Regions from separate parts of the Homo sapiens genome. Here region 1 is linked to region 2. A link is a loop called in an ENCODE intact Hi-C map of the cell type or tissue named here. Cell type or tissue: gastrocnemius medialis. All regions are shown on one strand. Each heading gives the region's core, and the rest is flanking DNA. Links, peaks and the distances in the headings are about the cores only. Region 1 has its middle 140 kb from the start of LINC02227. Region 2 has its middle 54 kb from the start of LINC02227.

What was found. Hi-C counts contacts between places; a loop is a spot of excess contacts. Peaks named below come from ENCODE experiments on the same cell type or tissue, not always from the same donor. Only the 100,000 strongest peaks of a DNase experiment are listed, where the experiment ranks them.
Region 1: it touches region 2 in a loop (2.5-fold over the local background); 1 of 110 quality-filtered maps calls a loop at or near these places.

What each region holds. Positions count from the first base shown.
Region 1 is chr5:158,552,676-158,555,598 of GRCh38, forward strand. No RefSeq gene overlaps it. Among named protein-coding and RNA genes, the nearest start is that of LINC02227, 140 kb to the left of the region's middle. In gastrocnemius medialis, for the core only: no CTCF peak of the experiment used is centred there; DNase peaks (open chromatin) are centred at 826, 1,086 and 1,436; H3K27ac peaks cover 1,524 bases.
Region 2 is chr5:158,462,413-158,465,335 of GRCh38, forward strand. No RefSeq gene overlaps it. Among named protein-coding and RNA genes, the nearest start is that of LINC02227, 54 kb to the left of the region's middle. In gastrocnemius medialis, for the core only: no CTCF peak of the experiment used is centred there; DNase peaks (open chromatin) are centred at 829, 1,749 and 2,197; H3K27ac peaks cover 1,690 bases.

The DNA of each region.
Region 1 (2,923 bases), core at 141-2,640, 90 kb after region 2:
ATCCTCCCAACAACCACATGAAATAGGTCCTATTATTGTCCACATTCCAATTAAAGGAAACTAACAATTAGCTTAAATAATTTTCCCCCAGGCCACACAGCTGGTAAGTGTTAGAGGCAGGGCTCAAACCCAGATCCAGGACTAGCTAACTCCGGGCTCTGTGCCTCCTACCATTATTCTACACTGGACTCCCCATAAGTTTCCCTGTGGCATTAGTTATGTTTCCCATGCCCTTTGAGTACAGCAGTGCTGGGCATACGGTAAGCATGCAATAATTACTTATTTCCTCATTCATGTATTTAAAAATATGTATCAAAACTTACTATATGCTAGGCACCATGACAGGTGATAGGGATTCAATGGTGATGTAAGACTGGTGGACTTAAATTAATTTTTTAAAGGCATCATGGGATTTTGTATCGGCTATCTCTGTATCTAGAAGATGTCAGACTCATGGAAGTTTTGTCCATTTTATTCCCTTTGCTTATCCATTCTTTCTTGTTTACAGAAAGACTTAATTTTCTGTCTCATATCTCTGTCCTTCTTGCCCCACTATTTTTCCCCCTTCTCCAAAAATCCCAGCCCCAAAAACAGTCTACATATTGTGAAAAAGATTTCTCAAACCACAAGGGTGATGTAACTTTAGGCCTGTGTTTTCTCTCTCACACACACAAAATATTGGATATGAGTGAGATTTTAAAAAATTGGTTTTTAAATGTGATGAAAAGAGTGTCCTTTTCACCAGAACAAAACAACCCTTAATGCTGAAGCCTCCTTCCCGATATGGTTGGCTTCCAAATATGAAGAAATCTGTGCATTGGGCCACAGGCTCCAGACAAAGTCTGAGGACAAAGGAAACCTGTGGACTGGAAAGATCATCGATGTTTAGAATGAACTGGAGGCTCCCTCCAGGTTTTGGAGACTGTGGTTAAAGACATGGCCTATATTTCAATGGGCAGCAGCCCAGCAAGGCTCGTTTGTAATCCAGCTGATACGACAGGGTTTTTGCCATGGGAAGTGTTTGCATTTGAGCATTTCTCAGCCAGTCACTAGCCATCAATTACTTAGGAGTCAGATCTTGGCCAGAGGCCCCCGTTCCACAAAGTATGTCATTCTGTATTCACAGAAATGGAGTTTACAGTCCTGCCGCTAAATTAAAACTGGTGCTTCCAAATTAAAAGCAGACAGGACAGATGTGCAGGGAAGAAACGGAGACTCACATCTTTTGTGAATCAGCTAATCCTTGTGCCAGAACTTGAAATCAGCTTTTCCTGTAGAGGCCTCGACTACACCACACCTATGTAAGCTGCATTAAATGAGGTGGAATTAACATTTTACCAGATATTTCCTCTGCTCTGCCATCTGGACAAGGATAAAGAGCTCGGTGAAGCCCAGAATCCCAAAAACTGTGCAACATGAGAACATGGGGCCAGCACCTGAGGGTGGCCACATCTAGCCTGTCCCCTCATTGAGCAATATGAAGTCATGTAGGACACCAGAGGGTGGATGAAAAGCATGTGAACCAAGTATGCTGCTTCTAACGATTAACGGTTCAAGCACAATCTCAAAACTCCAGTGTCTGCACTCCTCTAGGGAAAATGATAAAAAATACGATTTTCACTATTCTGCCTGCTCCGTTAATCACCTCATGATATAAATATTAGCTTTATTTTATAGGGCATTTATGATATTAAATTTGAAAACCTCAAATATGATCTGGCAAATTCATGCTTAAAAACCTTCAGTGGCTTCTCATAGCCCTCACGATTAAGAGCAGCTTCCTTGATTGGGTCACTAAAGCCTGCAGGGTCTGGTTTCCACCTCATGTAACACTACTTCTCTCCTCTACTCTGTGCTGCAGACACATTGACTTTCTTTCCATTTCTCCTGCACACCATATTCTCTTCCACTTCAAGTTGTTCCTTCTGCTGCAAAGCTTTTCCAGCCATCCTCTTTTATAACCTCATTATTAAGAAAAAAATTCACATACACACAATTCACCCACTTAAAGTGGACTATTCAGTGGTTTCAAGCATATTCATAGAGTGGTGCAAGCATCATTACATCTATTTCAAAACGTTTTTATCACCCTTTAAAAAACCCTTTTACCTATAAGCTTTCACTTTCCATTTTCCCTCAACCCTAGGAAATCATTAATCTACTTTGCATCTCTCTTCTGTCTCCTATTGCAGACATTCAAACAAATAGGATTATCCAATATGTCGTATTTTGTTTATGACTTCTTTTACTTATCATAATGTTTTCAAGGTTCATCCATGTTGTACCGTGGATCAGTGTTTTTTTCTTAGTCATCACGTAATATCCTATTGTATGGATATACCACATTTAGTTTATCCATTCACAAGTTGATGGACATTTGAGTTACTTTCATTTTTTGACTATTATGAACAATGCCGCTATGGGCATTCATGTACAAGCTTTTGTATGGATGTATGTGTTTATTTATCTTGGGTTTATACCTAAAGATAGAACTGCTAGGTGATAAGGAAACTATGTTTAACATGTTGAGGCAACCACCATAATTTTAACTAATGTTAACTACCACTCATGCTTTGAGTTTCAACTGAAATGTAACTTCCTCACAAATGCATCCCTGTCCCTTCCACTTCCTCCTAAGGTCTCCTGCTAAATGTCTCTCATACATACTGTACCTTTTCTTCATTGTCTTAGCCTAGTTGGTTGGTATGTATTTAGGTACATAATGATTTTATATATGTCTGTCTCTCCTCTTAGACTATAAGTTAGATGGCCCTTTAGCTCATGGCTATATCCCCAAAACTCTTACTAAGGCACTGTGTCAGCCAGTCTTCAAAATGCCCTCCAAGGATTCCACCTCCTGGCATTCATGCTTTTATGTATACCTTCCCCTGGGTGCAAACTTGTCTCAGTGATGGACAAATAA
Region 2 (2,923 bases), core at 276-2,775:
ACATGGCCTGAACAATTCAAGAGCGTGGCTTCCACATCCTTAGCTCCACTTTTGGAGCTCAAAGCAGGATTCAGAGCCGAGGAAACCCATTGACAGGCCTGGGGCATGCATGAGCCTGCAGCTGGGCTGCTGTTCTTCTACAAGACCCGGGGGACATGGAGTAGTATTGAGATTGCAAATCAGAAAAACTCTTCCTGCAGCCTGGCTTACATTGAGGAAAATTCCTGCTGGTGCATCGAAAGACAGGAGTCTGCTCCCCTGCTCACTGACCACAGAGCACACCCCATGCCTCTGCTCTCAGTATCCTTGGGCAGTGTCTCTCAGTAGGCTTGCCTGTATCTCTCTTGGGCGTCTTGGGCCCCCTTTCTCCCTTTCTTGCCAAATCTCCTTCCTTAAGCAGTTATCTAGGCCTGTAACGTAACTTTGAAATGTTTCAACTAAGAGTTCAGGGCACAGAAATGGTAAATGAGAGCAACTCCCTGTTTCCTGAGAATGGGAGCTTCTCATTATTCGAGTATCTTGGTATTTATGCATTCATTCATTCATTCATTCATTCATTCGTTGATTTAACAAATATTTATTAAGACTAGTACAAAGCACCATTCTAGGAACTAATTGTGAACGAGACAGGCAAGAATCTTGCCCTTATGGAACTTATATTCCTGGGATCAGGTCTGGCTTCATAATTTGTGAGGCCAGTGTAAATGAAAATGCAGAGCCTTTGTTAAAAAATAATTAAGATTTTTCATGACAGTAACAGCAGAGCATTAAGTGAGGCATGGGGGCCTTTTAAGTGTGGGGCTCAGTGCAACTTGTTCAGGTTACACACCCATGAAGCTGGCCCTGGTAGGGGTGACTGGAAAGTAAACATGCATGTCTCTGATGGATGAGCAGTCCAAAGGATGAGACCCAATTCATTGACTTCCTACAGGACTGACAACAGTTGGATTGTTCTTTAATGATTCAGAAATCAAGACAGAATTTTTCTGGGTCTCAGGTCATCATTAAATATAGTTTGTTGTTGCATAATTAAAGAATTGGCTTTGTGAGCTCTGAGTAACAGGATGATGGCTTATGGAGAGTCAGTGTGTTTGGAATAATAAGCCCAAGAAAATGATACTTTTGAAGATTAAAACGAGTAGAGTTACTTCTCATGATTGCTTCCCACAAACTCCTGAAAATCCTCTAAATACTCAAACAAATAAAACTAAGCATGCTACCTGAATACAGAAACTGTTACAGCTGCAGATATAAATTATTCTGGTAGTGCAGGATAACCTGTTTTAAGGGAACCCAGTGGACTACCAGTGCAATGAATAGGTTTAGAGGTTAATTTCTCAGACAATTCATGTAAATTCTGAATGTGATTTTGAATGCAGTGTTGGCAGGTATTTGCGAACGGCTGGCTATTCCACAGGTTCCCAAATTTCAGTCCCTAAGCTTGGCCAGTCCCTTCCTTTACCCCTGTTCAAATGTCTCTTTTCCATCCAAAAGTAACGAAAAGAGAGCCAAGGATCTGACAGTGGATTCTGTTAACTTCATTGTTGAAAAAAAAAAAAATACCAAGAACATGATTCTGACTTTCAAGCCCAACTGACAAGGAGGGAAACTCTAGTGAATGTGCTGGCATACACGTACTGGACTTTTATGAAAATTAAAAACAATCCTGTGGCCTTTGGAAATGAAAGCCAATTGAGTAATAGCACTGTGTAGGAAAGATTTTGTTCTCAAGGTGAGTATTTCACAACTGGGGCCGTTCGGGGGCCCATGTGTTTCACAAGTGATGTGTGTCATCATCATTAACTAGTCTGGTGTATAGAAAGATCACTGAATGGAAACATGGGTTTTTATTCCTATCTCTGCCGTGAAGTCAGGTTCCTAGCTCTCTCAGTTTTTCATCTGTAGAATGGGGGAGATAATAGCCCATCACTAAGAGTTATTGTGAGATTCAAATTAGCAACATATATAAAAGTCTTTGTAAACTGCATGTTGTTTTACAAATATTGGGTTTATTATTACTCTAATTGCCATTTTATTTATTTCTGTTTTCCAAGGTGAGCTCTTTGGGTGTAAAATGCAAAGATGGGATGAAGAGACATTGCAGCCCTCTGATTACTCACTTGGGGGAAGTAGATCAAGGCTATGATGTTGCCTGACAGTGATGGTTGAAGGCAGCTGAGTCCTGTCATGGAAAATGTAAAGGCCCTCCCCTTTTTCATTTCCCTCCAGGAACTTCTGCCTGTAGTAATAAAGAATCCTGTGTTCATGCCTGTGTTGCTTCATTTTAGGAGCTTGACTTTTATATGAATCTTTGTCCATGTGCAGGGCTGTCGACTATTGTTTCTGCCTCAGCTTACCCATGAAGAAAGGGAAGTGTGTGACATTAAATGATTTGCCCAGGTCACCCAGAAAGTCAGTGATGGAGTCTACAAAAGAAAGGATAAGTTGTTTTTCTTCGTTCTCTACCTCAGCCACCAGAGGAAATCGCAGCAAAGTGTCCAGGATGGTTCAATAATCAGCCCTCCTTCCTTCCCATGACCAGAAGCCACAGTTATTTCCATGAGGATGCTGGTGTTTGGCTTCCTTCCTGCCTCATTTGACTGAGTTGTCTTTGCTGTAGAGCTTGCTTTTCTGTAAGGCCAACGCTGTATCAGAACCCATGGATTATAAGCAATATTCACTGTGTGCCGAACCCTTAACACTAGGCACTGGGAGACACCATGAGGGGACCTAACCCATCTACAATATAAAAATAAGCCTATGGAACAGAACTGGGGGAACCTAGAAAGACCTGCTCTGGGGAGCCATTTATACCTGGCTTTGAATCTCAGGGCAGTCACTTATCAGCTGTGTAGCTTTGGGGAAGTTACACAATCTCTCTGAGCCTTGCTTCCTTCACTTTCAAAATGGAACTTGTAGCATC